Regions from separate parts of the Mus musculus genome. Here region 2 is linked to region 1. Evidence: chromatin loops called from intact Hi-C (ENCODE). Cell type or tissue: heart. All regions are shown on one strand. Each heading gives the region's core, and the rest is flanking DNA. Links, peaks and the distances in the headings are about the cores only. Region 1 holds the start of Kazald1 (Kazal-type serine peptidase inhibitor domain 1). Region 2 holds the start of Lzts2 (leucine zipper, putative tumor suppressor 2).

Region 1 (10,734 bases), core at 3,406-5,905:
TCATCAGGTGGTCAAAAGCAGAAGAGATATTAAAGGTTGGGTGTGGGTGACAGAAAGAAACTGTCCTGAGAAGGAGGAAGGAGGATAAAGAAACTGTTGGCCTGGTGTCTGTCTAAGATGTCTTGAAATCTGTTCAGCTTGCCTGAGTGCCTAGGTATTCCAGAAGCAAGTTCCTGGCTAGTCTAGTTCCATTTTATAATGTTACTTGTAGATAAATTACAATATTTATCTTCCTATCTGACCCTGCTTTCTGTATTTATTTCAACATCCTAATTTACCTAAAGAATAGTCACTATTCATTTATTTGGGGGGGGGCGGTATGGGAGACTGGCCTCTACTCTTTCATTATGAAAATAATTTTACAAAATAAAGGATAGTGAGAGTTACACGCAGCCTCATTGCAAATTCTCTGCTCACTGATATTTATGATACATCTTTATACAGTTGTGGTGTCTACATACTTATCTTAATCTTATTTTCTACTTTAATGAGAACATCTATTTGTCATAGTAGACCAATATAAAGCATTTCATCTTAATTATCGATCTTGAGCCCTTCTGACTTAATTGATTCTAATATTCATAGGAAGCAGGGTTCATCTGTATCCATTTTGTCACTGTGAACCATGTGTTTCACTTCCTTCTCAAATGACACCCCACCATCCTCCATAACTGTGCCCCACCAAAGTTTATGACGTAAAGGCTATAGAGTGAGTCCTCCCAAGTCATCCTAAGGGTTTTTCCTGTTGTCTGATTTTTGGAGACAGGGTATTGTGTAACCCAGCTGACCTTCAACTCCCTGGTTAGGCAAAGATGGCCTTGAACTTCTGATTCTCCTGCCTCTACCTCCTGAGTTCTGGGATTCTAGGTATGTGTCACCATTACTGGCTTTCACCATAAATAAAAGGGGGGGGAGGGGCTGTGGAGATGGCTCAGTGGTTAAGAGCACCAGTTCACCTTCCAGAGGACCTGGGTTCAATTCCCAGCACCCACACAGCAGCTCCCAACTGTCTATAACTCCAGTTGCAAGGGATCTGATGTGCTCACCCAGGTACACTAAACACCAAGGCACATAAACAAGATTAGGGGTTTGGAGAGATGATAGGAAGGCAGGACACTTGCACCAAGCATGATGCCCTGATTCAATTCCTAGGGCTCATGGGGTGGAACAGAACTCCCATTCATGTGCACAGAGTGTGTACAATGCACTCAAACACGCGCAAACAAAAGTAATGTAGAAAAATACTCGGGGGCGGCAAGATGGTTCAGCAGGTAAGGGTGCTTGCTATGCAAATCTGATGATGACTTCAAGATGGAAGGAGATGGACTGAGTCCTGAAAATCATCCCGAGCTCCAAACACAAATATGTCTACACTCATATACATACACACCATAGGCACAAACCAGTAATAGATATTTTAGAAGAAGATGAACTATCAGGTGTTCATCTGAAGCACACCTCGTTCATTGATATGCCTGGCAGTAACCGCATCATGTGGACTAGAAGTAATTTCCTTTGCTTCAACAATAGGAAGCTAGGGCTGGAGAGATGGCTTAGCAGTTAAGAGCACTGACTGCTCTGCCAGAGGTTCTGAGTTCAAATCCCAGCAACCACAGGGTGGCTCACAACCATCTGTAATGGGATCTGATGCTTTCTTCTAGTGTGTGAGAACAGCTGCAGTGTACTCATATAAGTAAAAAAATTAAAAAAAAGGAAGCTTGTCAAACCGAGTCAACGTTTTAAACGTTTAAGTAACTCTTTTTCTGGTGCCCACGGTTGCTGCTTAACGTGTTTTAGAACTTCACCTGATAAAGTGCCGGACAAGAAGCACCTGGAGACAGGAGTAGCTAGGCTTTCAAACTGCCCTATGCGAACAAACTCCTTTCTAAAATATTATTATTGGGTCAGAGATACTGCTCGGTGACAACAGTTCTGGCTTAACTCTAAAAGTCCCGGGTTTAATCATCAGCAACGCAAGACTACTGTAAGAACGTTTTCAAAGTATAGACAGTATGCATTGTCACGAGTCGCAGCTGCTGCAAACCCACCAGAGGGCGCTCGTTCTCCGTCGAGTTAATCCCTAGCCTCTCATTAGTGACTGCATCTTTCAGAACCAGGGAGTCTTTCACTTTTAAAGCACAAATGCTTCCCAAGAACTTCCTTAGCAGTCGGTCTCGGGCGGGGGGTGGGGGTGGGGGTGGGGAGTACAGAGACAGAAGACACAGTGATTCCTACTAGAGGCGCGAAGACTAACAGTAAACGCCGGCAACGATTAAGATGGAAAGCGTGTCTAGGACCCTGACGCTGGGGATTTTGATAGTGGCTCCTAGGGCTGAAAGCTCACAGTTCCTCATTTAGACCTGGACAGCTCCCACTCTACATCGGGCAACGATCACCGCCCCCAGTTACAGCTAGGGACCTCCCCTAGAGTGTCTCCATTCCTCCACCAGGCAAGCCCTCCTCGCGCCTTTTCCAAAACATCCTGCAATTCTCGCTTCACTTCTGCTCCCAGGCCAACAGTTAACGCGTCCTCCAACCAAGGGATTGCCTAGCACCACCATCGGAATCTGCCTGCCCTCGTTCTTTCCTGGCTTAAAAGCCGCGGGCTTTTCCTTTTCTAGCTTGCCGTTGGGATTCTCGCGACAATCCCGAAACCTCGCGTGAAATTCGCTTCCCGTCTCCTCGGAGTTTGGGATTGCCTGTGTACAGCTCTCTTCTACCTTGTCGGAACCCCTCTGATCAGAGGCAGCGTCTCTGCTGACTGAACGCTCCTTTGAGGAGGGCTCGGCCAAAGTCAGAACTGCGCGGTGACTGCAGTGCTTCTTCCTCGCAGGGTAGAGCGGAGCCGCCGCAGGCCGCGGACGCACGCGCAGTCAGAACCTCTGACGCCTTCTGGGCGGGGCCTATATAAGCCCCACCCTTCCCTTGCCTAAAAGCCCGGTTTCCTTCTGCTCCTCCTCCTCCTAGGAGCTTGGATTGCGGTTTTTGGAAGCTGTTTGGGGGCCGGCGGGGGCGGGGCCTGCCATTCTCGGGGTGGTGGGCGGGCCTCCGGGGATGCTTTGCTTCCTGCCCCTAACCCAAAAGTGCCACCGTGGCGTTGGCGGAGGTCTCCAGACTGAACACTTTTGGCCCCGACATGCTCGAATTTTGCAACCTGTAATCCGGAGCCCAGAGACGCCCTATGGGGAGTCACCCGCCGGCCTTGCTGCGGCCGCTAGTCAGTTCCGACCTCTAATCACCAGGCTCCTCCGCGGGTTCAAGCACCTGCCCTATATTGGGAGGGAGGTAGCCAGATGTGGATGGCAGCTGGAAAAGCTTATAGTCTAGTCTGCGCCCCAGTGGAGAGACTGGGTGAACACAGCTGCAAACCGTGCCCAGAGGAAGCTGGCCCCGAGCCTGGCCTCCAGAAACGCCCATAGTGTTGAAGTCAATTTTACATTGAGTAAAATTTCTTAGCCTTTCCTTCTTTCTATATTGTAGCTGTTTGCCGCTCTCCAGACCTAAATCAGATGAGACAGGACCTGAGGCTCAGCCAACAGTTTGAGCTCCTCGGCCATTCCACCCCTATTCTCTTCTCATAGCCTTTGCTTTCCCAGTGGCGGCGTCTGGTTACGCGGCTCTGTACACTCATTGTGACTTTGGGCTAGGGTCGAAGTGAAAGGCCCAGGAGGGTCCTTGTGAGACTGGATAAAATTATCGGCCTCGGGGCCAGGGAAGAAGGCGGGTATTCGACATCTGGGGGCGGGGAGAAGAGGCGGAGGAGTTTCTCTTTGAATCTTAAGTCTGTGGGCTGCCAGCGATCCCCTGACAGAAGCAGGGGTGGCCTGCGGGTCTGGCTGGCCGTGCATGCGACTCTTCGTTCCCTACCGTTTTTTTTTTTTTTTTTTTTTTAGGTTGGAAATCCCAGCTGTTAAGGGCCTAGTCCAAGGCACTAGGTGAGTCGCTGGTATGTCCCCAGCACCATCACCCCAACCTGAAGTTTTTACATCAAGTGTAGTTTTATCTATCTCTGGGGCAAAGATGCATCAGAGTTGGGTGGTTTCTGGAGGTGATGCTGGTGTGTGTGTGCGCGCGCGCGTGCATATATGTATGCATGTGTGTGTGTGTATACGCGTATGTCTGTGTATGGGTGTGTGCATCCCTGCATGGGTGTTAGTGATCATTCCCCGATACACTCTCTCTTTATTCCCTAGTCCCCAAGACCAGCTTAATCAATTACCAACTGGCATAAACCCCTGGGAATCACCAGGCTTCTTTGTTAGGGCTTCTAGTTGGCTACAGGGTAGCAGAGGATAGAATCAAGCTTTTATACAGCCTTGACTTTATCTCTGACCTCCAGACCTGGCTTCCCTCTCCTGGCAGGGTGCCACCTACGCGCCGATGCCCCGAGTGTTCACAGGGCTTCCAGCTAACTATGCTGCACCTACCTTGGCGCTGTCCTTGCTACTACCATTATTGCTGGTGGTGTGGACCCAGCTACCCGTTAGCGCGAGGCCGTCCACAGGCCCCGATTACCTGCGGCGAGGCTGGCTGCGGCTGCTAGCCGAGGGCGAGGGTTGTGCTCCCTGCCGGCCAGAAGAGTGCGCTGCGCCGCGGGGATGCCTAGCAGGCCGGGTGCGGGATGCGTGCGGCTGCTGCTGGGAATGCGCAAACCTGGAGGGCCAGCTCTGCGATCTGGACCCCAGCGCTAACTTCTACGGGCGCTGCGGCGAGCAGCTCGAGTGCAGGCTGGACGCGGGCGGTGACCTGAGTCGAGGAGAGGTGCCGGAGCCGCTGTGTGTCTGCCGCTCGCAGCGCCCGCTCTGTGGTTCGGACGGCCGAACCTACGCGCAGATCTGTCGCCTGCAGGAGGCCGCCCGCGCTCGGCTGGACGCTAACCTCACTGTGGTGCATCCGGGGCCCTGCGAATCGGGTACGCAAGTCCAGGGCTTTTAGTACCAGGAACCCTGGCTCCCCAAAGGCACTACTCCCGGATCCCCGACAGCGTTGCTCTGTGGTCAGCAGAATGAATAGTTGAGGGAGACCATGAGCCTCAAAGGCTGCCAACTAAAAAGCAGGTTGAGATTTGTTGCCAGGTTTGAGGTGCCTAAGAGCTCTATCCAGGCAGGTCCTTGCAGGGACTGGCCTCCGAAGGAACAGGCACATAGCCAATAGCTGGGTCTGAACTGAAAGGACCCCCCTTCACCCAAAACTTTGCGTAGACTGCTGGAGCCCTGTGAGATGCATCCTGTTAACCCTGGCTCCCGCCTATCAGTTTTCTCACGCATTTAGGAATTAGAGAAGGGAAGATAGCTTCTTGCCTCTCTTGTCCCTCATCCTTTGGGTTGGGGTTGGGGATGTTCAAGCTTGTGGTTTTCGTTTGGCCACCCACACTTCCTCAGCTTTTACCTACTCTATAGTCTGGCTAGGCTGGAGTTGCAGTGGAAATAAATGCACTAGCAGGGGCGGGGGGGGGGGTCCCAACAGTTTTCTGCCGTGCAACAAGGAGGTTTCAGGTTCCCCTGCTGCGGTGTTTTTCCCACCTCCTCCCTCTCGGAGCCCAGATCCTGTCGTATTCTCACGACATTTGGAATGTGGCTGCTCTTCAAGCCTTTGGGAACTGGGCCTAGTTAGAAAAGGGGGAAGGAGGGAGGGAGGTGTTGGTTACACGACCCGCAGGAAAGGGGCCCTTGGGTAGAATGAGGGCAGCGGAGCAGTCCAGGACAGAGCATGTTTATCTAGCTAAGCTGTGGGTCTGTAGGCAACGTCTGTGTAATGGACACTGCTCTCTGTGCCTGTGCACCTCCGAACTTGGCTGTTGTGCCCTTGTGTGCATCCCCCCTACTTTTGTACGTCTCCTGGCTTGTGGCATATTTTGTTTGCAGATGCATGTTGCCCTTGGCATGCTTTGTGTCCCGCTCCCAACATATCCACATCAATTTGTAAATTGTGTCCTCCCCGAGCTGGATACAGCCTCCTGTTCTCAAGCCTCATATTTCCATCCCCCTGCCCCAGAGCCCCAGATCCTGTCGCAGCCTCACAATATTTGGAATGTGACCGGACAGGATGTGATCTTTGGCTGTGAGGTGTTTGCCTACCCCATGGCCTCGATTGAGTGGAGGAAAGATGGCTTGGACATCCAGCTGCCGGGGGATGACCCTCATATCTCTGTGCAGGTAGGGGACAGGGAGCAGGGGCATACTCCTTGAAAAAACAAAAACAAAAACAAAAAAACAGGACTTCTGCAGATGACCTTGCTGACAGCAAGGTCTGTCTCCAGTTTAGGGGTGGACCTCAGAAGTTTGAGGTGACTGGCTGGCTACAGATTCAAGCTTTGCGCCCTAGTGATGAGGGCACCTACCGTTGCCTTGCCCGGAATGCTCTGGGCCAAGCGGAAGCTTCTGCAACCCTCACAGTGCTCACACCAGGTAAGGGAGCCCTGAGCGCTGGGCACCAGGATGGGCTGCATTAGGACTCTTGGATGCCTGTAAGGAACAGGCTGCATGTGATTCGGACACACACGCGTGCCTTCCCATACACCAAGTCTCTCCCCTGACCCTTTTTCCTTCACCACGTATGTTTGCAGAGCAGCTGAACGCCACGGGATTCTCCCAGCTGCAATCACGGAGTTTGTTTCCTGAGGAGGAGGAGGAGGCAGAAAGTGAAGAGTTGGGCGATTACTACTAGGTCCAGATCTCTGCTTTGCAGGTGTGGGCATGTGGACAGAGCCCTGCATCCTTGCTGTCTAGAAAGCCCGGAGAAGACTGGAAAAGGCGAGCAGGGTCCTTACATGGATTGTTTAATGCTCAGTGTAGCCTCAGCTCATCTTTCCTCAAAACTCATCTTTCAGAAGCGTCCGCGGTAGAGATGAGCGCAGCGGAACTGATTTAGTTCAGTACAGGGAGAGGGGTGGGGTAGCTCCGTGTCTTATACACTCTAGGGGACAAAACCCACCTAGCATACGACTAGACACAGTGGGCACCAATAAAAAAATATATAAACAAACCGAGCCACACTGCTGCGGACAATTCTTACAGATGCGCACATAACAGACTCTGGCTTCTGCACATAACAGATTGCAGGCCCTATACTGCCCTCTCCTGTCCTCTATTGAGGGAGCCTAGAGCAATCTGACTGGAGAGAGGAGGAAGTCGTCCCAGACCCCCTCACTCCCCCCCCCCGCACCCCCCTCCCCGCTGGTATAGGGATAGATTCCCAGGCAGAGTGGGGAACCAGGTCTATGTGGGTGGGACCTCAATATAAATTAGTGGTGGGGGCACCTGTGTTAGCCACACCCTTCCTCTTCTCCCTCCTTTCCTTTCCATTTTCCAGAAAAATGTAAAAGTCGTTTCTAACTGTCCCAGTTGTTAGCAGTCTTTTCTGACTTGAGTGAGGTCTTTTCACAAAAGTACTCTTTGGCCTAGATCTCTCCACATACTCTTTGTACCTAGCCCGGGGACACTGAGGAGTTTATGAAATTGTTTAAGGGTAGGGTGGAGTTAGTCACCAGGCCAAGACGCTGTGTGTGGAAAGCGACAACCTCCTACGCGCCGGGGCTGCGCCCGGAGCTGGCGCCACCGCGGGGAGGGACCGCTCTTGGCTCAGCGTCTGTGTTTGCGGTGTGAGACCCATCGCGGGCTGCTGCCCCCCCTGGAAGGGGCGTGGCCTGGAACCCCATGCTCGAGGCCTGGCCACCCCTCCTGCCTGTATGAACTGCATCTCCAACTGCCTCTGCCTGGCTGCTGCCACTTTTCCAGTGTGATTCTGACTGTGATTCCCGGTAGCCGTGCTGCGGCCAAGTACTGGCAGCGAATTGTAGGGCGCTGGCAGAACGGCAGAAGGAGAACAGTGGGAGGGTCTGGACCGAGTGGGGGTGGGGATCGTCCTACTACACGCTTTCAAGAAGGTCCTCTCCACCCAGTGAGAGAGGACCTAGGTCCGGGTCCCTGTGTCCATCATAGCTTGTTCTCCGTGGCGTCAAGATGTCCTGGGGCCTGCCTGTCCCCTTGTACCTACCTGCAGAGCACAGGCTGGCTCTCGCCCAAACCCGAATCTGTCGCATCTGCGGGGAGTAACCTCAGTTCCCCGCTCTGCAGCCTTGAGGGTTTGGGCCCCGCAGCCTGGAGTGGAAGGATGCTCTGCCGCCCACCGCCTGCACCCTCCCCGCACCCCGCCTCTGCTGCAGCGGACGGGGTTTAATAATGTCGCCGGAAAGTGACACGCGATTTATTATTAAAGTAATGCGGGCGCGGGGACGGGAAAGGTTTAATAAACGCGCTGAGAGGCCTAGGATTATTCACCGCAAATAAATGAGAGCGCGGGCGGTGTTTTAATAAATAATTTCCCGCCGCTCCCGAGGGAGGAGAGGGGGAGGAGGACGGGGAAACTGAGCGGCTGCGGGCACTCTCGGCTCCGCATCCCCACGGGTTTTAAAGCCCTTTGCACTAAACGGCTCGTAGCCGAGGTGCGCGGTTCCTTTGCTGGAGAGCAGAGCCATAGAGGCCCAGGCCTGGCGGTGGGACGTTCCCTGTGCACCGCCATCCCGGGGGCCCACCTCTGGGGCTTTAAGTCGTTTGTGTAAGATGTAACAAAAGGGTTCCCTTTTGCCCCACCCGGAGGTTGTCAGTCAGGGAGAGAAGACCAACTGGATTAATACGAACCAACCCTCTCCCAAACTTGTAGTCCTGGCCTCTGACCTTCGACCTGCGGAAAGGATGCTCTCTTGCTGACCTGGCTGCGTTTCTCCTCCATTCAGAGCAGGGTGTGTGGAGAAAACCAAAGGGGACTGCGTGTACAAGTGTGCATGACACTATGTGCTAAAGGCACCGACTCCATCACCCTTTTTGGAGTGGTAGTAACACGGGCGCTGCTGCTTCTGACCACTTCTGCTTAAGGTTCTAGGATTCTTTCATCCGCGCTGGTCAGAATCGAGGGTGTGGGGCTTAGCCAAGTCACGTCCGCCCCATAGGGGTCGATCTGAGGACTGAACAGAACCGAAGACCCCAGGGGGAGTCTGCCCATCCAGTAGAAGGAGAATTGAAGATTGAGAGGAAGGATTTGATTTTAAAGAGGTCAAAATTGCAGACTTTGGGGACCAAGGATGCACTCGCCATACTGAGGGGCTGAGTCTATGCCCCCAACCACTAAGAATAGTGGGGAAAAGGCGACCTCTCTGGCAATTCTTAGGAACTGGGGAAAGGCTGCCATCTGGTGGATACTTCTGGTAGTGGCAGGCGGGCCTGGGCTAAGGGGCCTTGAGAGTTTTTGTTTGATTGGAAAAACCCTTGTAAAAAGATCCCCTCAAGGGGGACTGGAGAGATGGCTCAGCGATTAAGAGCACTAGTTACTCCTCCAGAGGACCAGGGTTAAATTCCCAGCGTTCACATGGCAGTTTACAACTGTCTGTAACTCCATAGACATACATGCAGGCAAAACACCAACGCACATAAAATAAAAATAAAAATAAATTAATTCTATATAAGAGACGTTTAAAAAGAGATTATTTTATTAGGGGTGTGGTGGAGCATACCTTTAATCCCAGCGCAGGCCTAGGACAGGCCTGGTTCCCACGGAGGTCAGAAATGGGGCATCAGATTCTCTGAAGCTGGAGTTTACAGATGCTTGTGAGCTGCTGCTGACTGTGGGTGCTGAATCAAACCCAGTTCCTCTAGAAGAGCAGCCAGTGCTAACTGCTGAGCCATCTCTCCAGCACCCCGCCCCCACTTTTCTTAAAGCAAAGGGTCACAGGAAGGAGACAGGCTTGCCCACAGTGTAAGGGGTCTCTTAGAGACTGGCAGGGGTCTCGTCTGAATGGCATTGAACTCTGGGAGTCAGTTGCAGACCAGGAGGGGAGCACTTGGGATGTTGTGTTTGAATTAAGAAGGGCCTGAGGGAAGAAATGTAGCCAGGTTCGGGGATAGAGTTAAATTAGGGGACACGACAGATGGGATTAAGTTAGGGGACCAGACAGATGCTCTGGTGCAGGGATACATGAGGATTGGTCAGAGCCCGGAAACCGGCTCAGACAAGTCGCTTTCCCGTCCTCTCTCGCTAGGGGGCTCCAACCCTCTCTAGGCTTTTCTGTGTTTAAACTGGGTTCCAGATGTGCTGGAGGGGGGGAGAAGAAGAGAGCTTTAAAAGCTTCAGGGCTTGGCCTAGCTTAGGTGACTCATTGGTGGGTAAGGTGGGGCGGATGCTCAACACCAGTGTTCCATGAAACATTGTTCCCTGCTCTTGGGCCATCTTCTCCCATGCTGTTATTAGAGTTCTGGTTTAAACTCAGTCCCGGGGACCCAAAAGAGGGTGGGGCATGGCTCTGGAGGAGAACATAATCCCCAGGAGCACACTCCTAGGGTGGAATCAGGAAAGGTGCTCCCTGGCTACTTCGTCCCTCTTCCCTTCTTTTGTTACACGGATGCTGTTAAGGCCCACTTTGCAGACTACTACCTAAGCCTGTCTGTGGGAAAAGACATGTCTCCTTCCTCTTTGCCTGGCTTTGCTGAGTTTCTTCTCACTGGTTCCCTTCTTTGAAGTCCTCCCTCTTCCTAGGGTTGAGGTCTTTGGGGTAGCATGGAGGAGGGAAGAGGAGGAGGACAAGGTCTCACTATGTAGCCTTGGTTATCCTGGAACTCACTATATAGACCTGACTGGCCTTGACTTATCAAGATCTGTCCACTTCTGTCCTCGGAGTGCTGGGGTTCCAGTCGGGTGCCACGCCACTTAGACTGAGCATTGAGATTTTAGCTGGCCTTCCCC
Region 2 (10,734 bases), core at 4,177-6,676, 60 kb before region 1:
TGCTCGCTGAAATGAGCCTGGTGGAGCAGGCCTTCTGCTGGGGCTCTTCCATATAGTCCTGAGCTACAGAACCCTTCCCAGCCCAGGGCTGGACTCCATGGTGAAAATTTTTAATTGAGCAGCTACTGGGGAATCTCCTGTATGCTGGTTTGTGTTTGTTTTTTCCCCATAGGTTTTCTGTATAGCACTGGAAAGACAAAGGCTGTTTCCAAAGAACCAGCGTTTTGGTGAAAGGAACGAAGCAAAGGGAAGGATGCTAGACTCAGCTCGTTTTGGGTTTTTGTTTTTTGTTTTTCCAGATAGGGTTTCTTCTCTGTATAGCCCTGGCTGTCTTGGAACTCACTTTGTAGACCAGGCTGGCCTCGAACTCAGAAATCCGCCTGCCTCGTCAGCTTGTTTTGATTAGTCAGTCTGAAAAGGTGTCTGAACAGAGTGCATGGGAGAACTAGACATGGGCCTGTGAACCTCTGCAGAAAGGGATCCAGATGGAAACACGCCAGACCCTCAGGTGGGAATGAGCAAGGCAGATGAAGAGGCCAGGCCCCTGAAGCTGCCGTGAAACAGGAGGTTTGCTGAAGCTCCAGAGCCGAAGGCTGATGCGGTAGGCACCGAGCCTCTCTGCTCTGCTTTGTAGAGCCAGGCAGAAGAATTGATCTGAGGTGCTGATCCTGTACTCTTAGGGCTTCAAAGATGGAAGCTGCTTCCCACTGGACCATGGAAAGAAGCTGTAAGCCTGCAGTGCCTGCCCCGTGGGTGCCGATTTCACTGCTGCCTCTGACAGCTGGAGCTAGGACTCTTTTGTAGAGCCTTTTCCAGTTTGAATGAAACATTTCTATTGCCTTTGTTTCTGTGCGTTTTTTCTTACTTGTCCACCAGGTGTCTCCCCACACTAATTGGATTTCTTCTCTGACTTGGGAGTAAATGGGTCCTTTTCCCCACTTCAACCTCTGAGCCGGAAGCTCCCAAATAGCAGGGAGCAGTACAGGGCCTTCACATCTCACCCCCTAGAGATACACCGTCCTTGGAATAGGGGAAACAGGGTGCTGTGTTGAGGACCCCATAAAATTCCTGACAGGTGTGGGTCACATACCCAGGCCTTGCCTGACCAGCTGTCGCTCTTCACCTGTGAGGTGAACCATTCACATATCTCAGTGTAGACTCAAGAGTCAGCCCTAGCTGGGCGTGGTGGTGAATGCTTTTAATTCCAACACCTGGGAGGTAGAGGGCAGAAGATCAGGAGTTCCAAGTATCCTAAGTCTAGGCCAGACTGGGCTACTCAAAACTTTACCTCAAAAATAGCTCATTATCTCTTTCCCCTTACCCTCATTCATTCCCTCTGGAGTCCTCTCATCTCTCCTTAACATGTGCTCGAGCTGGGAATTTGTTAAAAACTCTGAGCTTAGGGCAGTCTCTCTCCCCTGCCTTTACATCCTCTGAGATTTGGAGTTTGACATGGGGTCTGGATACCTCAGTTTACCAGGCGCTACAGAAGGTTTTAGAAGAAATGATTCACAGACTGCCAGGCATATTGCTAAATGACCTTTTCATTTCGATTGGTGTGATGCCCTGAAGTAGCGATTTCAAGATTGGGGGTATTAGCAAGCCTCTGCTCTAGGTAGAGGGGTGGTTTTTTTACTCCCTAGAGGAAGAGCAACCTTTTCAAATCAACCCAAGAGGAAGCTTTTAGAACCGGATGGTAGAGTCCAGGGTTTCTGAGAACTCTAGCCACAAAGACCTGAAACAATTGCTTGCAAAGCTGTTGGTGGTGGGGAAGAACCTAGGGGTGGGGGTAGCTCCTCCAGGGCCTGCCTTCTTGGGGGTCTCTCCCAGACTGGCTGGAGCCAGGCCTCTCTAATCCTGCAGTAATCATTACCAGCAGTTGGCTGCTCTAGGCCTCAACCAGGGTCTGAAATATTTAAGTCAGCCATGCCTTCCAGATGTACAGAGAGAGAGATCACTCCTACCTATCAGAGTATGGATTCTGTATTCTACTCTCCCTAAAATGCCTGGCGTGTCCTCAGACAATCCTGTAGTTTCTCCTTTGGAGTTTGTGAGGGCTGTAAATCAGCAGAGAGAGAGAGAGACAGCTCCACCCTCCTGGCTGGCGCACACCCCCACACTTCACAAACCAGAATGAGGAAGAGGAGGAGGAGGAAGGCTAGCTAACACACCCCCTACACAAACACATTCCTCTTCGTACCTGCCCTAAACTCCCCACAGCAAGCTCTAGCACAAAATATGCTCAGTAGCCATTGGAGCCCGGAAGCCAGGTAAGGTCATTCCTATATCTTTAATATAAAGTTCCGAGGAGGCACTTTCTATCCACATACTCAAAGTGGCTTGAAGCAAATCACCTGGGATGAGTCGTGTCACCCTGTGTCCCACTTACTCCATGTCCCAGAGACCTCCTGGAAAGGTCTGGCCTAGCAGGGTCAGATTAGATCTGCAGCCCTGCTTTCAGACTTACATTGGGTCTCACGTGACCGTGAGGGGGCGGCTTTAGGTCTTCAACAGCTGTAATGTGGGCGAGTCTGAGACCAAACTCACCTTGGTCTCCTGAACCAACTACTCAGGCAGTGGGCCTGGCTCAGAGAGCTGTAAACTTAAGCCTTTCCACAATATACCTGGTAAGTCAGGGAGGAAAGGAGCCTTTGGTACGTCCCTGAAATACAGGCCAACTTCCTGTTTGCTCCTGTGGGTGGGACTTTATGGATCTAAGGGAAGCCTAGCTGTGCCCTATGGGGGGCCAGGACTAGCAGCTTTCTCACCTGGGTTGCTAACTACTCTAGGGAAAGAGGCGGTACTAGGTCTGCCAGGACAGCCCCCAGCCAGCCCCAGCCCTAATGAGTGTGTGTGTGTGTGTGTGTGTGTGTGTGTGTGTGTGTGTGTGTGTGTGTGTTTTATGAAACTCGATACTTCTTTGTCTGCTTCCTAGGGATTTTCCCTCTTCTGGTTGTGAGCAGAGTGGACCGGACTGAGTTCCCCACAGAGCAGGAGAGAGGCAATCTCTACCGTGCCTTAGTTAAGGCTGCCAGGTAGCTAAAACGTCAGTTACGCCTGCCCTCCCCTTAGGTCAAAAGTCAGTATGCTGTGCAGTCAAAAGGCCAGAGAGACAGCCTTAGGCCACCACCAGGCTACTTTTGGACTGGGTACTGGGTCAGGCTACTTTTGGGTTGGGTACTAGGTTAGCTATTTGGAGGTGCGGGGCAGACCACTCCCCTCTGGGGGGGGGCGCGGCTTCAGCCGCCCCGCCCCACTCTTCCAGGGCTGGCCTGGCGGGAGCGGGGAGCCGGGAGCGCTGAGCCCGGAGCCGGCTGGAGAAGTAGAGTTCTATCACGGCGAAGAAATAGGCACGCTGGAGCGGGAGCCGGGCCAAAAAGGGAGCAGCGGCGCAGGTGACGCTGGGTGAGTGGTGGGGCGGACGGGGTGCAGGAGCTCCGGCTTCCCGCAGGTCCTCACTTTGGAGAGAACTTTACGCGTCTTGGGATGAGGAAAGGGTCCGCACTCTGTGGACCGCAGGCGAAACAACAGCAAAGGAGTAAGAAAACTTACACACACGCGCCGACACACACACACACACACACACACACACACACACACACACACACCCATGCATTCACTTAGGACGCGAACACACGTGTGCTCAGGAAAGGACAAACACAGCGAGGTACCCTAGCTGTCCCAATGGCAGTACCACTAGCTCGCGCGACTCCCCACCCCACCCTGCGACCTGGACGCTGAGTTTTTCTGCCCAAGGCTGAGTGAGAGAAAGGGGACGCCCTGAGACTATCGGCGGGGGCGGGCGGGGTTTGTCGCACCAGGCGGTTCCTGCTTCCCAGCCGGCTGCCTGCAGGTGAAGACCAAGACGTAAACAGGCGTTGAGCACGTGATTGCTTCGCAGCCGGGTGGGTAGTGCTCCCCAACTCCTGTCTAGGCAGGGACACCCCTCTCATCTACCTCTCCGCTGGTCCTAGCATGTTTGTTTCGCCCTGTATGGAGCTTTATTCCACACTTCACCTGGAATGATGATAAATCCTCTCACCCAGAATGGGAGCTCAACGCCCCTGGGGGCCTGGGTGACCCGGAGACCTGGAGAGGGTTGGGGCTAACTTGGGCTCCTTGCCTTGGAGCTCACTAGCACGTTCTTGGAACCCGTATCCTTGAAAGGTATCCGAAAGGACCTTGATGGCCCCAGACAGCTGCCCCGGTCTCATACAGCTCTGTCTTTACGTCCTCTTCCTACCGCCACCTCCACCCCTTGCAGGACTGGGCACAAATAGCCCACTCAAGCGAGAAGAGTCTCCCCTCACCCCTCCTCAAAGGGAACGCACCAAGAGTAAATATATCCTTAAACCTAAGGGGAGTGTGTCTCCTCTAGGTGGAAGAAAGATCAGAGTCCCCTCTCTGAAAGTGAAAGAGGGGGCTGCAGCCTCTTCCCCCTCCGGCCCCCATCCTTCATTCCCCCCACCCCTCACCCGGCCACATGCTGAGCCCAGCTGCTGCCTGAGCTTCTGGGCTGGAGGCCAGAAAGGGGAGGAGGTTCTCGGTGCCCCAGGAGGCAGGGATCAGGGCAAGGCCAGAGGAGGGGGTTTCTGTTAGGGAGAGGGGTTCGGTATGTTCTTGTGAAGCTGAGGGGCTGGAGTGAGCCTGAGGGTGGCTAGGCTGTGTTTTCCTTTCCAGGGAAAAAGAAAGAAAAACAACCCTTTCCATGGAGCTAAAAATAGAGCTGAGAGCCGGCCAGGCTGTGGCCTGGAAGGGGGGGGGGTGCTTCTTCCTGGGGCTGAGCCCAGCTCTGGCAGACCTTGGGGGGGGGGGCGGGGGGGATCGGGGAAGGGAGGATGGCCTTGCCAGAACATGTGAGGTCGGCTGACCTGAGCAGGTCACAGAGACCCCTCAGGGAAAGTGGGTAGTTTGTGAATATGATGTAAGAAGTTTCCAGAGTGGCTGAATCCGGCTGTCATTGCGTGGAAGAGGGTTGGGAGGCTGAGTGTATTTAAAGAATGTGACTGGATGCAAAGGACTGTTGTGCACTCTCCCGTGCACGAAACACCAAGCCTTCTGTGAGTTGGCCTGAAGGATTATGGAATGAAGATCTATGGAGCCACGTGATGGATGAGACTGACTGTGGCTGCCCGAGACTGAATGTGGGAAAGGTCGTGTGGGTGTTAAGACTGTTGTTTTCGAGAGGGTAAAAATATTTGTGACCCCAAGAGAGACTTTGGGATGTCTGCTGCGGAGCCAGTGTAGGTTTGAGCTGTTCGTTCTTGAGATTATTGGGGGTCAGGTATCCCTCCCACCCCCTTTGAGCAGCGACCCTTCTCATAGCAAATGACCCCCGAGGTTCGGCTAGGGAGGCTGGAGCCATGCCAGGGACAAGCCTGGGCTCGCGGCCCGAGGGTGCTGTGCTGGAAAGGGAGTGGGATTGGTGGGGGTCTTGGGGGGGGGGGGCTGGTAAGTTGCTGGAAAGGGCCACCAGGTGGCGCCGATTTGGAAAATCCAAGCGTGTGACCTCCAGCCTGCTGGGGGTGGGACAGACAGCGACCGAGCCAGTCCCTCAACTTGTGCCCAGGAGCCGGCAACTGGAGAGGGATGGCTGACCCCCTCGGCCTCCCCATGGACCGGGAAGCTGGAGACTGAGGAGGGAAGCTTCTCCTAGAGGAGCGGAGGGGGAGGGGCGGGGCTGGCGCCGCGCCTTGGCTCTTTGTGCTGGAACAATGACCAGCTGCCGCTGGCCCTTGGGCTCCGGCAGGGATAGGCGATGGTGACCCGGCTCGATGAGTCTCGAGCCGGCCGAGCCTCCTAACACACACACACACACACACACACACACACACACACACACACACACACAGAGTCGCTAGGCCACTCTGGGAGGAATCCCGAGCGCTACCGAGCACACACACACACCACACTTAACACACACACACACACACACACACACACACACACACACACACACACACACACACACACACACACAACACACACACACACACACAGTTGCTAGGCCACTCTGGGAGGAATCCCGAGCGCCGCCGAGCAGCCCCCGCGTGCGCCCTGGCTGGCACGCGTGACGTGGGTTACTTGCGCGTGTCCGCTCCCCGGGGCGGGAACGCCCCTCGGACCCCTCCCCCCATCAGTGCGCACCGCCCACTCGGGCCGGGCGGGGGCCGGTCAGGGCCGGGGGCGCCGGCTGGGCGGAGGCGGGGCCGAGCCGGGCAGCTCCGAGTGGCCGCGCGCGGGCTGGAGCGGGCGGCGCGCCTGTGGAGTGCTGGGGCGGCCCGGGGCTGAGCATGGAGCAGCGCGGCGGAGGTGAGGGGTCCAGGGCTGAGGGTGCCCCAACTTCTAAGCGATGCGGTCCGGTGGGGAGGTGGCATTCCATAGACGCCCCCAGTTTATGGAAGGAGCGGACTATTGTGGGTGGCGGGGGGGGGGGTGGGGGGACACGACGACTCTGGGCTTTCAGTCTCGGAATGGCAACTCGTGATCCCAGACTGGATCCTGCTTGACTGGTCTCTGGAGTTTGAGTGTGTGTGTTTGGGGGGACTTTCCCCAACTCTCCAACCCCAGCCCTGAGGTCAGAGAGTTGGGACGTGGGCCAGACTCATCTCAGGCCCTGGCGCGGCCCCAGACTCTAGAACCCCCAGCTTACTTGCTGGGGTGGGGGCGCAGGGGTCTGTGTACCATAGTGATAGGTCAGGGAGTGCTGGGGAGAACCAGGGCTTTCTTTTTCCCACAGCTACAAACGCATTTCTCAAAATGGAGCCGCTTGCCCCTCCTTCTCTCTTGGGCCTCAAAAGCGGGAGCCAGGCTGGCTAGGCCTGGCTTTCCTGACGCCTGGCCCTCAGAGCTCAGCTCTGTGGCTCCTCTGGCTTTAGGGGTCCTTGCCTGTGTAGCTTCAGCGACCCTAACTCATGGGTCTGCCTCTGGCTCCTCGTGTCTGAGCCTCTTGGCCTTTGTCTCTTCTGTCTTCTGGCTCCTGTCTCTCTGAGTGTCTACCCCGGCCCTTGCCCTTCCTTCTGGGTCTCACTTTCTGTGTCCTCTGGAGTAGGGACAGGAGTGCCAGCCCCTTCTCACTCCTCACTATACTGTGGAGCAGTCTCCATCCCTAGGCTGGACCTTTTGGGGGCGATCTCAGTACCTACCCTACAGAGAAGTTGCTACACTTCAGTTCCTACCCTAGCTCTTAGCAACTCCTTCCTCACGCTGGACTCCTGTGAGTCTCTGGTCTTAACACTTAGAGGCACTTAGTGGAGAACAATATACAAAGATAAGATGGGGCAAGGGCGTCAGGCACTGTGATCTCACCTTTCCTCAAACTCTTAAGTTAAAAAAAAGTTTTAGGGAGGAGGAGTCCCCATTCACATTGGTGGCTTTGAATGTCACCCAGGTCCTCATGCACTCCCAGAACGCTCACTTATACAGATTGGTCCTGGGGAGCTTTCACACACTTTTCTTGTGTACAGTAGGAATCCATGTAACTGTCCCAGGAGAACTGCAGGCGTCCTGTAGAGATTTGTGTGTCTCAGTCTATGAGAGACTTGACTCAATGGACCCAAAGAAAGGAGGATTTTCCCTAGAATTTCATGCTAGGAGAAGAAGCAGAATGGCTTACTGAGGATAGGTGACTGGAAGATTTAGTGGTATTTACACAAACCTCACATATGTGTGCACAAACTGGTATATCTATCCAAACATTTCTCTTTTTGCCATATAGTGACATCCAGAGCCCACAGATTCATTTGTTTTATACACATTAATAACTGTGTGGTGTGCTTTCTAAGTTACGAAACTCATAACTTTGTAAAACATAAGAATTCACACATACAGCCTGGTGGTGGTAACACACACGCCTTTAATTCCAGCCCTCAGAAGGCAGTAAGAGGTGGATCTCTGAATTCAAGGCCAGCCTGCTCTACAGAGCAAGTTCCAGGGCAGCCAGGGCTACACAGAGAAACCCTGTCTTGGAAAAACAAACAAACAAAAAACAAACAAAACAGCAAAAAAGAATTCACAGTGGGCAGTGGTGGCGCACACCTTTAATCCCAGCACTTTAGAAGCAGAGGCAGAAGCAGGCCGATTTCTGATTTCAGGGCCAGCCTGGTCTACAGAGTGAGTTCCAGGATAGCCAGGGCTATACAGAGAGAACCTGTCTCGAAAAACCAAAACCAAAACCAAAAACAAAAAAAACCACACATACAGCTCGGCATATTTGCACAAGGTTAGAATCCCAGCTCTCTGAGGCAGGAGGATCTGAGTTTGAGGCCCACCTATGGTACATAGCACAACCCTGTTTGGTTTTGTCATGTCCCCTACATCACACACACACATATACACACATGTATGAACGTACTGACATCTGTCTAAACCCACATGGACTGCACAGTTTCATGCATATTCTCACAGATACTGTTCATTTTTTTATGACCCTGTCTATGTACTCACACCCACAAGTAAATGTACACACACACACACATACACACACACACACATACACACACACACACATTCTTCTTTCTCATGGATCCTCAGTCCACTTTTTGGCCCCTTTGCTCTGTGATGACTTCAGCAGATGCCTAAGTCTTGGTCATCGGCAGCCTTGGGACTGGGCGGGAGTTCCGTTCTGGGTGCAGGCTTGCTGTTCTTTCCAGGAAGGAGTAAGACTAGGGGAGGCGGAGCCAGCCATCTTACTTGAGCTCCTACTAGACGTGGTAATGGGCTCCTGCTCAAATTCCATAGGGGTTATTCTGAAGATCAACTAAAGCAGGAAGGTTTATAAAGGTTGGCAGTGGGACAGGGCCTGGGTAGGCTCCCTTAGTCCCGAGTGATGGCAGAAGCTAAGAGTGACATGGAAACAAGCACAGCCTGCATCAACCTCTGGGAGGTAGGAGAGACCCCAGAGGGCACCTGTGGATTCCTAAGACCTGTAAGGTTTCCTGTTTGGCCAGCTCCACCCTCGAAGCCGCCTGAGTGTCTGGGAGAAACTGAGGCCCAGTGGTGGGAGGCTGGACAGCGCCTGGCTTTGACTCTTTGTTCCCTAATTACCATCTGAGTTGCTGATTGCATCCCTGACGTGTCCTCTGCCCAAACAGCCCAGTAATGAGGCCACCTGTCCCAGGAGAGTAGGGACCTGTACTGGGAGCTAGAGTTAGGGATCTCTGCCCAATCTGAGTCTTTGGCTATATAGGGGATACAGGTTGGGGCTTAAACTAGGTCTTCTCTGCCAAGGAACCCTGTATAAATGTTTAGATCTCCCATTCCTTCCTCTCTGTGTGGTCAAGTTATTCCTTAGCCTTGTTCCAGACTAGAGTTGAGGCCCAGAGGAACTCGAGGTTCATGCCAGTTCTTGGAAGGGAAGCCTTTTTCCTAAATGGGGAATGTTCTATCTGGAGGAGGGGGTCAGGAGAAGGCTTATAGGGGGAGGATCCTCAAGGTGCAGGGACTCTGACACCAATGCCCTGCTCACAGGTTGCCCCGGAGGCCCCTGGCCAGACCTGAGCCTCTGCCACCATGGCCATTGTGCACACTCTGCCAGTGCCTCTGGAGCCCGCACGTGAGACAGCCACTGCCCCCAAAACTCCAGCAATGGGCAGCGTGAGCAGTCTTATCTCAGGCCGGCCCTGCCCCGGGGGACCTGCTCCTCAACGACATCATGGTGTCCCTGGGCCCACCTTCTTCCGCCAGCAGGATGGGCTGCTACCGGGTGGCTACGAGGCACAGGAACCGCTCTGCCCGGCTGTGCCACCGAGGAAGGCTGTCCCAGGCAATAGCTTTACCTATGTCAATGAGGACTTCCGGACAGAGTCTCCTCCCAGCCCCAGCAGTGATGTTGAAGATCCCCGGGAACATCAGGCACACAATGCCCACCTCCGTGGGCCCCCACCAAAGCTCATCCCTGTCTCTGGAAAGCTGGAGAAGGTAACGGGCAGCCCTTTTGGGAGGACCTGGGTGGGAAGCCAGGAGCCCCTCAGGGAAGCTAGAATTTGGAAGCGTCAGTAGAGCAAAGAATATGGGTTCTGTCTTACCACTCAGACAGTGAAATAACCTGTCTGAGCCCCGTTTTCTGTGTCTTTATGGTTACGGTTAGAGGCTAATCTTTGTAGGTTCCTGTTAGAATTAATACATAGTAAAGTACCCAGCAACCTCAAATGAACAATATAGTAATTGTCTGAGTTAGTTTTATTTTGTTTTTTGAGACATGGTTTCTCTCTGTAGCCTTGGCTGTCCTGGAACTCACTGTGCAGACCAGGCTGGCCTCGAACTCACAGAGATCTGCTTGCTTCTGCCTCCCGAGGGCTAGGATTAAAGGCATTTGTTACCACCTCCAGCCTAGTTGCTTCAATTATTCAGAGGTGTGTGTATGTGTCCTTGGGCAAAACCTTTAACTTTACTATGGGCCTCTACATCCTTGTTTTTAATATGAGAAGAGGATCATGTTTTGTTTGTGTAGCTATTATGATTAAAAAATGAGCATTTTGAATTACTTAATGTAAGTAGGCAATTAGAAACTTGCTGCTAGAGGGAAGAGTTGTTTTTAATTTATAGGACTTGAGGACCCTGTATGGGGAATCGAGTAGTGTGACAGTTTTGAAAGATCAAGGTTTGAGGCTTGAAGAGATAGCAAAGTGGGTGAGATGCTTGCTGCATAAACACAAGAACCTGAGTTCAGATCCCCAGTACCCTGTAAGAAGTTGGCCATTGTGGCAAAGGACTGGAATCTCAGCACTTGACGGG

What was found. Hi-C counts contacts between places; a loop is a spot of excess contacts. Peaks named below come from ENCODE experiments on the same cell type or tissue, not always from the same donor. Only the 100,000 strongest peaks of a DNase experiment are listed, where the experiment ranks them.
Region 2: a loop joins it to region 1, with 2.3 times the contacts of the local background. A loop is called at or near these places in 2 of 42 quality-filtered maps.

The regions. Positions count from the first base shown.
Region 1 is chr19:45,072,302-45,083,035 of GRCm38, forward strand. Kazald1 (Kazal-type serine peptidase inhibitor domain 1) reads left to right here and starts at 3,786. Exons shown (of 5, transcript NM_178929.5): 1 at 3,786-3,935; 2 at 4,363-4,912; 3 at 5,995-6,155; 4 at 6,260-6,407; 5 at 6,566-6,988. The coding sequence starts at 4,381. The coding sequence ends at 6,666. It overlaps Gm35782 (a long non-coding RNA gene), which reads right to left and starts at 2,808. Exons shown (of 4, transcript XR_877888.1): 1 at 2,721-2,808. In heart, for the core only: a CTCF peak has its summit at 4,578; DNase peaks (open chromatin) are centred at 3,720, 4,490, 4,900 and 5,630; H3K4me3 peaks cover 2,367 bases; H3K27ac peaks cover 1,195 bases; H3K27me3 peaks cover 1,944 bases.
Region 2 is chr19:45,011,919-45,022,652 of GRCm38, forward strand. It overlaps Lzts2 (leucine zipper, putative tumor suppressor 2), which reads left to right and starts at 6,217. Exons shown (of 5, transcript NM_001130526.1): 1 at 6,217-6,312; 2 at 9,469-9,918. The coding sequence starts at 9,511. It overlaps Twnk (twinkle mtDNA helicase), which reads left to right. Exons shown (of 5, transcript NM_153796.4): 5 at 1-846. In heart, for the core only: a CTCF peak has its summit at 5,495 (motif pointing right); DNase peaks (open chromatin) are centred at 4,193, 4,633, 5,713 and 6,163; H3K4me3 peaks cover 2,500 bases; H3K27ac peaks cover 2,500 bases.